Regions from separate parts of the Homo sapiens genome. Here region 2 is linked to region 1. Evidence: chromatin loops called from intact Hi-C (ENCODE). Cell type or tissue: chondrocyte. All regions are shown on one strand. Each heading gives the region's core, and the rest is flanking DNA. Links, peaks and the distances in the headings are about the cores only. Region 1 overlaps ARHGEF10L (Rho guanine nucleotide exchange factor 10 like). Region 2 has its middle 6.1 kb from the start of SDHB.

Region 1 (4,389 bases), core at 265-4,264:
CTCTGCAGGCCGAGGCCTGGGGAGGCGGGTGGCCCTCGGTAGCAGGCATCCCAGGCCGTCCCTTCCCTGATGAGCCTCTCTACCTTTGCTCAGATGACCCAGCTCATGAAGGCCGCCAAGAGCGGGACCAAGGATGGGCTGGAGAAGACACGGATGGCCGTGATGCGCAAAGTCTCCTTCCTGCACAGGAAGGACGTCCTCGGTGAGGCGCTGCCCGAGCGGGAGGGTCTGGTGCCCAGCTCTGACTGGGGGTCGGGGAGGGTGGGATTTTGCTTTACACCCCAGAGGTCATGCTGGGTGGGTACCACTTGGCGTATGGTTCCTCTGGTGGTGGGGGTTGGGGGCTGAGTCCCAAATATCCTGGTAGGTCCCAGTGTGCCTCCCCCTCCTCTGGCAGGCGTGGCCTGTCCCTTCTGGGAGAGCTGGGCCTCTTCTTTCAGCGTCCCTGCTCCTGCTTTTGTCACGGCCGTCTTGGCCTCCTGCCCCCTGCGCTGTCTGGCTCACCTGTCCTCATCTTTTTTGTTCCTGTTCCCTCCTTCCTTTATCCATCCACCCATCTCTCCAACCAGCTGACATTTACGGAATCCTACTAAGCGCCACAGCCTGTGCTGCATGCAGGGACCCACGATGCATGTATCAGCAGTGCCTCTGGGGCCAGCTGTTGGCACAGCGCGGGAGACAGGCACAGGCATGGGAAATGACAGGACAGGTTGACAAGTGGTCCACTGGGGTGCCCTGGGGGGCATGGAGGAAATGAGGATGGACTTGGGGGATGAAAGGTCAGGGAAGGAGGAGGCACAGGTCACCAGGCAGAGCGGAGTGGGTGCTCTGGGAAGAGGAGCGAGCGGGTGTGCAGAGCCCCGGATGTGGGAAAGTACGAGATGTTCCAGAGATGCTCTTAGTCAGCACTGACTGAGTATTTATTGTGTGCCAGGTGCTGCCCTATGAGCCTACAGTTCCTCACTTCATCCTTATCCTCACCACACAAGGCGCACAGAACTCTCACATTCCCACGCAGCAGATGAGGGAATAGGCACAGAGAGGTTGTGTCAGGGCTGAGGACACACAGGCCTGGAAGGGATAGAGGAGGCCTCAGGTGGCGGAAGTGAGGGCGGGCATGATAGGCCAGGGTCCGGTCAGTACAGGCTCTGTCAGCCTTGCTGGGCATTTGCCTTTGGTCTTAAGGATGCTGCATAAACCCCATTAGAGGGTTTTACGCAGAAGCGTCCCATGGTCAGATTTGATCAATTGATCATTCATGTGACAAGTTTTATTAAGCATCTACTATGTGCTAGGAACTGTCCTAAAGCCATGGGACACAGCTGTGAATATGAGTCCTGCCCCTGATCCCCTGAAGCCCCCTTCAGGTGCCTACCCTTGCTCCTGGTCCCCACCAGGCTCCAGTCCATTCCTCTGGAGAATGTCTAGGTCAGGGCCCCTGATGTATTCCCAGGCATTGGTGGGACAGGGTCAAGTAAGACCGGCCCCTGCTGCCCATCTCACATCTTTAGAGGTGACAGACAAGGAGACAAGGAATCCCAGTACAGTGGGCTCACAGCTGATGGAATTCTGGGATGCCAGTTCTCTTTGGAAGGAAGGAGGCTTTGTCTGCTGCCTGCCCTCGGCACATGGCCTGATGCAGCAGAAGGAACACAGGCCTCGAGCCAGGCAGGACTTTGAGAGCCTGTGTCATCCTAGAAAATTCTGTAATCTCCCTGTGCCTCAGTTTCCTCATCCGTACAGTGGGGTGGCTGTCTGTCTTGTAGGGCTGTGGTGAGGATGTCCTAGGTAGTATGAGGAGAGAGAGAGCCCCATGTAGCAGACGTTATTCTTGGTGGGCGGTCAGTCCCTAAGTGGAGGCGTTTGGTGCCAGGACGGCCTCGTGCTGGCCTGTTCAGACCCTGGCTCTGCGGCTTTCTGGCTGTGTCGCCTTGCACTTTTTCCCCTCTTGGGGCGGCAGACCATAAATGGGTTTTCATCTGTAACATGGGTTGAGCCCCACCCGTGCACTTGGTGCGGTGCTCAGCCAGAGTGGGTGTGCACAGGCCTGGCACAGGCTGGGTGCTCAGTGAATGTCCATGTTCCCTCTGCATTTTGGGGAGCACTGACCCCCGATGATGGAGGGAGCAGGCCAAGTGGCCATTCTAAACTCATTGAGATGGTCCGAAGACAGGATAACGTGGCCAGGCCAGCTGGCTGGGAACTCTTCCTGGGTCACCCTCCCAACCCCAGGCTGGCTAGGGCTCTCCTCAGCCCTCCCCACCCCGCCCACAAGCCCAGCGCCTTCCTGAAGTGACCCTCCCTGCAGAGGCGATATTAATAGCCGTGGCAGGGCTCGAATCACAGGCCAAGAATGTTACCCAGCAGCTCGTGGGGGAAGAGGAAGCTGCGAGGCAGGCTGGGGTGGGTGCGGAGTGATGCCCGGGGCGTGATGTGGGCCCGGCAGGAGGGTCTGCACCACCCCCACCCCCACGCCGTCATCCGCTGTCCCTCCTCCTCCTCCTCCTCTGTCTCCTGCTCAGGTAAGGGCCTATTGGGGTGTCTCTACCCCCTCCCACCCTTGGGGTTGCTGCCGCTTCTTCTTTCCTCCCCAGCTTCCTCACAGCTCCCATTTCCTGCTGCCCACAGCCACCGCTGGAGTCAGAGCCATTCAGCAGCTGGGATCCCCTCTCCCGGCACCTGTACCTTGCTCTGTTGGGGGCTGGAACCCTCTCCGGAGCCTCCCTCACTATCTGACCTCCTCCCACTCTCAGAGGCTTGGGCCTCTGTCCATCTCATTCCGTCCTCCGTCTGAGGTCCAGCTCCACTCACTCCTGGGATTCCATGTCAGGCTCCTGTTGAACTTTTTCCCTTTAGCTCTGCATGTTTTATTTCAAAAGGAAAGTGCCAAACCACGCTGCCCTGTTCTTCTCGGGGCTTATTTTCTTCCCCCTTTTAGACTTCCAGAAGAAAACTATTTTTAGTTCCTAGTGATGGGGACATGGGCAGCTAGCCTTCGCCAGGCCAGAGCGGGCGGGCCTGAGCAGGGACAGTGGCTTCTGGCAGCATGGACGCCGAGAACCCAGGCCCCACAGGACGCAGCTTTGATTTCTGCCTGTTCACCCTCTCGCTCACTTGCTCACAATTATTCACTGATGGAATGTTCCAGGCCCTGGGACGTAGCAGGGAACTCCTGAGAAGGAGCTACCGGGCGGCTCTAACCCCACGGGGCCCCAGGAGCTGCTTGCACCCTAGGACCTGGGTCCAAGGCTGGTCTAGGGGGGCTCTCAGCTCCTGAGGCCTGAGCAGGGTGTGCTGTCCCTGCCTTAGCTGTGTCATCGGCCCATCTGACTTTCCAGGTGACTCGGAGGAGGAGGACATGGGGCTCCTGGAGGTCAGCGTTTCGGACATCAAGCCCCCAGCCCCAGAGCTGGGCCCCATGCCAGAGGGCCTGAGCCCTCAGCAGGTCTGTGGGGGAGTGGGGCAGGTGGGGGTCTGCAGGGGAAGGGGTGGCTTGGGGGTTCCAGCCTGTTCTCTGGGGCCACGCTTGTCTGGATCTCACAGGGGATATGATGACTGGGGGCTCTTGGCAGAGCCCAGCTGGATAGGGGCCTCCTAGGTTCTCTCCTCAGCTATTGAACAGGCTTTCCACTTTCTACCCCGTGTGCTCTGTGCTGTTGGTTTTGGGGGGTGGGCTCCCGGCATCTAGAACGCTTGCGTCCCCCAACTCCATGGCATGCAGAGCAGTCCCGTTGGCTGTTTCTGACTAAGGTGTCATTTGAAGAATGAGATGGGATCCAGACTCAGGTGAGGCTGCAGGTGTGTAGGTGCCCAGTCCCTGCCATCTGTCCACCTGTCCTCACCCTGGGCCTCAGAGCTGCCACAAGCTCCCACCAGGAACTGAGGCTCTTTAAGAATGGCTTCCTTGGCTGGGTGCGGTGGCTCATGCCTGTAACCCCAGCACTTTGGGAGGGTGAAGCCGGTGGGTCAGCTGAGGTCAGGAGTTCGAGACCATCCTGGCCAACATGGTGAAACCCCATCTCTACTAAAAATACAAAAAACAAACAAAAAAAATTAGATGTGCATGGTGGTACACGCTTGTAGTCTCAGCTATTCGGGAGGCTGAGGCAGGAGAATCACTTGAACCTGGGAGGCAGAGGTTGCAGTGAGCCGAGATCGCGCCACTGCACTCCAGCCTGGTGACACAGCGAGTGAGACTCTGTCTCAAAAAAAAAAAAAAAAAATGGCTTCCTTCTTGTAGAGCATCGTGCTGAGGTCGGGCAGCTTTGCTCTGGGATCTCAGCCCAGTCATGTTGTCCCTTCGCTATCTGTGTTTTGCCAGCCATGAAACAGGGTGCGAGATCCCTGATTCCTCTGGCTGTGAGGCCACTGAGCAGGATGTGTTGTAGG
Region 2 (4,389 bases), core at 322-4,321, 560 kb before region 1:
CAGTCTCGATCTCCTGACCTCGTGATCCACCCGCCTCGGACTCCCAAAGTGCTGAGATTACAGGCATGAGCCACTGCGCCCAGCCAAAATTTAGGATTTTATTTGCCTTTGGCCAGTGGGCTTCGTCCTTTCCGTCTCCCTGGCTGTCTCCTGAGCATCTCCATCTGGGCGTCCCAATGGTCCTTTAAACCCAACCTATCCCAAACGGTACATCTCACCTGAGGAGTTTATACTTGTCTTATTAGCACCACCATCTACCGGATATCCAAGCCAGAAACTCGATGTCATCTTGATTCTTCTCCCCACCCCATATCCAATCAACCATCAACTCCCACCATAGCTCCAAGGCTCCCCGGCTCCCCCGCGGGCCCTTCCAGTTACTTCTGTCCCTGTAATACAGCCTGCTCTATTCCCCGCCTCATTTCACACCTCCAAGCCTTTGCGTACGTCCGTGTCTTGGATCTGGAGTGTCCTTTCCTCCTCCTTCATGTGGTTGACTTGTCATCATTGAAGATTCAGCTCCAACTTTTTCCTCCCTTAGGAAGTCCCTCCTTGATTGTCCCTATCAAAATATCCTCTGCATATGCCATCCATGCATGCAACACCTGTTTTAACAATGACCCATGAATATGTCTGCCTCCCCAGACTATGGGCAATTTGAGGGCTTGACCCACTTGACTCTATTTGATTTTCTTCATATAACTTATTGCTATCTGCAAGTTTGTTTTTAATTCTTTTTTTTTTTGAAACAGAGTCTTGCTCTGTCACCCAGGTTTAAGTGCTGTGGCATGATCATGGCTCACTGCAGCCTCGCACTCCAGTGCTTAAGTGATCCTCCCACCTCAGCCTCCCTAGTAGCTGGGACCACAGGCATGCACCACCATGCCCAGCTACTTTTAAAAAGAATTTTGTAGGCTGGGCTCAGTGGCTTGTGCCTGTAATCCCAGCACTTTGGGAGGCCGAGGCAGGTGGATCACTTGAGGTCAGGAGTTCGAGACCAGCCTGGCCAACATGGTGAAACCCGTCTCTACTAAAAATACAAAAATTAGCCGGGTGTGGTGGTGGGAGCCTGTAATCCCAGCTACTCGGGAGGCTGAGGCAAGAGAATTGCTTGAACGTAGGAGGCTGAGGTTGCAATGAGCTGAGATCGTGCCACTGCACTCCAGCCTGGGCGACAGAGCAAGGCTCTGTCTGAAAAAAAAAAAAAAGTTTTTTTTTTTTTTTTTTTGTAGAGACGGAGTCTCCCTATGTTACCCAGACTGGTCTTGAATTCCTGGGCTCAAGCAATCCTCCTGCCTCCCAAAGTGCTGGGATTACAGGACTGTGCATCTGCGCCTGGGCTGTTTTTAATTCTTTATGAACGTATTTATTGTCAGAGCCTCCCATGACCGATGTCAAGGACTCCCAGAATTGGAATAGACGGAATTGGCAAATCAAAACGTCAACCAGCCAGCGGCACAGATCCTTTCTAGCCCCCACCCCAGTCCCATCTATGATTTTTCTCAGAGAAGCCTTGTCCCTTATGCTAGGGCACTCGGTGGTCATCTATACTAAGGGTCATGGGGCTATTGGGGTGACTAATGATGGTAACTGCCACATTTGGAGGACACATTTGGTACTGTGTACCAGGTCCTATGCAGAACACTTTGGGTACATGTCCTCTCTGTAATCATTTCAGCAACGGCACAAAGTAGGGATTACTATTCTTCATTTACAGTTGATGCAACTGAGCCTCAGAGAGTGTCAACAACTCACCGCAGGTCACCCAGCAAGTAGGTCAGCCTCTTCTGTTAGGTAGATGGGCTGGGCTGCAGGCGTGCGCCTAAGGCTCGTGGGAACATGGTGGTTGCAGCCATTCTGGTCTACCCACAGAGGGTGCTGCTGCCTCACAGAACTACCCAGGGCTCCCTACTGGACCTTGCCAACCTGCCCTTAGAAAGGCCTTATCTAAACTCTCTTCCCTCATCCCATGCAAACCCCACCATATAATTAGACTTCTCAAAATATTCTCTTCGAGTGGGATGGGGACAATCATAGGCTACAGGCTTCTCCAATTTCAAGAGCAGCCTCTATGGAACTCCCGGAGCAAAAAAGTCATGAGCCACCCCCACTCCAGATGGGGCTGCGTTTCACACAGCTGAAGTCAGCTCAGCTGCTGGGACTTAGCAAGTGGTCCAAGGCCTTCTGGGGACTGTCATGCTGCTGGCCCTATAGCAGCACACACACACATACATTTGGAGCTCACCCACCCTGCTAACTTCTGCCTCATTCCCAGATGCCTGCCGTCACCAGCATACTCTCAAATGAGCAGTTAGTTTGTTCCTCTGGATGTGTGTGGGTGAGCACTTTGCAAACACCGTATAATGCCATGATCAAACGCCCTTTCCAGCCGAATCTGGCTTTTGAGCACTGTTTTCTGTCAGAGACACAGCCATGCAAATGAAATGCAAATACGAATAGTGGGTAAATATTCATGCGTAGCGGCGAGATGCCAGCCGACTGGAAACAAAAGTCAGAGAGCTGCAGAACGTTAAAGGCAATTTGACCTCTTAGGGAGGCTGGTAGGTAGAATGGTTAAGTGTGCAGGCCTTTAGGGGTCTGAAACCCTGTTATATCAGCCATTTGCTCTGTGATCTTGAGCAAGTTCCTTAACCTCTTTGTGCATTCATTTCCTATTGTGTAAGACGGTGAAAAAGAAACAGTCGCCTTGCAGGGAGGAGAATTAAATGAGTTAGTGTCTATAGGGAGCCATCAATCTTAAATTGGTAGTGGAGAGCCCAGCTGGGGAAAGGAAAGAGGTAAAAGATAACTGTGCCTTATTAGGGGAAATAGATTATGCTTATCAGAATGGGAAGACTTCAGCATACATACAATGTCAAGGATTTCAGGCAGCTCTAAAAAATTATTTTAGAATACTGTACATATGTAATTAAATTCTCACTATGTAAAAATTTCAAGCAATATAGATAAAGCTTAAATCCCCTCAGTCACACTTCCTTTCCCAGGGGTGATTGCTATTGTCAGTTTCATGGGATTGCTTCCAGATTTTTTTCTTTGTATGTATTTACATATGTATGTTTCTACAGAAATCCATGGCTTTGCTTGCTGTTATTTTTCTATTTTATTTTATTTTATTTTTAGATGGAGTCTTGCTCTGTCTCCAGGCTGGAGTGCAGTGGTGCAATCTCGGCTCACTGCAACCTCCGCCTCCTGGTTCAAGCGATTCCCCTGCCTCAGCCTCCTGAGTAGCTGGAATTACAGGTGTGTGCCACCACACCCGGCTAATTTTTGTATTTTTAGTAGAGACGGGGTTTCACCATGTTGGCCAGGCTGTTCTCGAACTGCTGACCTTGTGATCTGCCGACCTTGTGATCTGCCTGCCTCAGCCTCCCAAAATGCTGGGATTAGAGGTGTGAGACACTGTACCCGGCCATTTTTATTTTTAGAAAATACAAACGATAACATACATGTTCTGCAAGCTGCCATTTTTTCGTCAAGTGCTGTGTCTTGGAGGTCTTTCCATGTTAGTATGCATAGATCCGTCTCATCATATATGCTGCAGAATATTTAAAAGCAGGGCTGTACCATGGTTTGCTTATCCCTCAGGAAATTTCTTAAAAATGTTTTCCCTATGAGTTTAATATCAGTGAAGAAATATGTTACTGTCAGCTTCCTAAAATACAGGATTGATCATGTGACCGCAGTGACCTCAAACCTTCAGACGGTTTCCAGGGCACCAACCCTAGTGTTTCCAGCATTACTGCAATCTATATTTTAGCTACTCACTATAATCACAATTTCCCAGACATATTACACACCTGGACCTCTTTGTGTCTCTACTCAGCTTGGCAACCCCTCCTCCCCTCTTTGCCTAATCATTCATTTCTACATTCACTCAGCAGTCATTCATCTTAGGACAAATGAACACCAGGCCATCCTTGGTCATTCTCCCAGCAGGAAAGGTGTGTGTGTGTGTACACAGATTTTTGTACCTTATTCATTCCTCCATTCAGCAAGTATTTATCAGGTGCCTATTCCATCAGTGTGCCTCTCTGCTCTCCTGTCTGTCTCCCTGACTCAGCTGTCAGCTCCTTGAGGGATTAGATCATGTCTCATGCACAGGGCTTTCCAGGGAGAACAAACACCCTGGTTTGCCGAGCATAGTTCCGGATTCTTCTGTTGCCCTGATGGAATTATTTGCAGGGCTCCTCTGAGATCTCAGAAGTGCCCTGGTTTAGATGAAAAATTGTGGGATCACTGGTTTTACACACAGTAGACACTTGGCAAATGTTAATGGAGAAAAGTGAATGGATGGATGAATGAATATAATTTGCTTTTCACGATTTAGACATGCCATCTTACTCCGAGCTGAGGAATAGAGAGAGCACA

The links. Peaks named below come from ENCODE experiments on the same cell type or tissue, not always from the same donor. Only the 100,000 strongest peaks of a DNase experiment are listed, where the experiment ranks them.
Region 2: it touches region 1 in a loop (2.5-fold over the local background); 2 of 110 quality-filtered maps call a loop at or near these places.

The regions. Positions count from the first base shown.
Region 1 is chr1:17,616,001-17,620,389 of GRCh38, forward strand. ARHGEF10L (Rho guanine nucleotide exchange factor 10 like) reads left to right here. Exons shown (of 29, transcript NM_018125.4): 9 at 94-202; 10 at 3,339-3,445. Among named protein-coding and RNA genes, the nearest start is that of ARHGEF10L, 78 kb to the left of the region's middle. RefSeq lists an enhancer at 390-891. In chondrocyte, for the core only: no CTCF peak of the experiment used is centred there; DNase peaks (open chromatin) are centred at 399, 706, 2,441 and 3,351.
Region 2 is chr1:17,057,967-17,062,355 of GRCh38, forward strand. No RefSeq gene overlaps it. Among named protein-coding and RNA genes, the nearest start is that of SDHB, 6.1 kb to the left of the region's middle. In chondrocyte, for the core only: a CTCF peak has its summit at 1,882; a DNase peak (open chromatin) is centred at 1,855.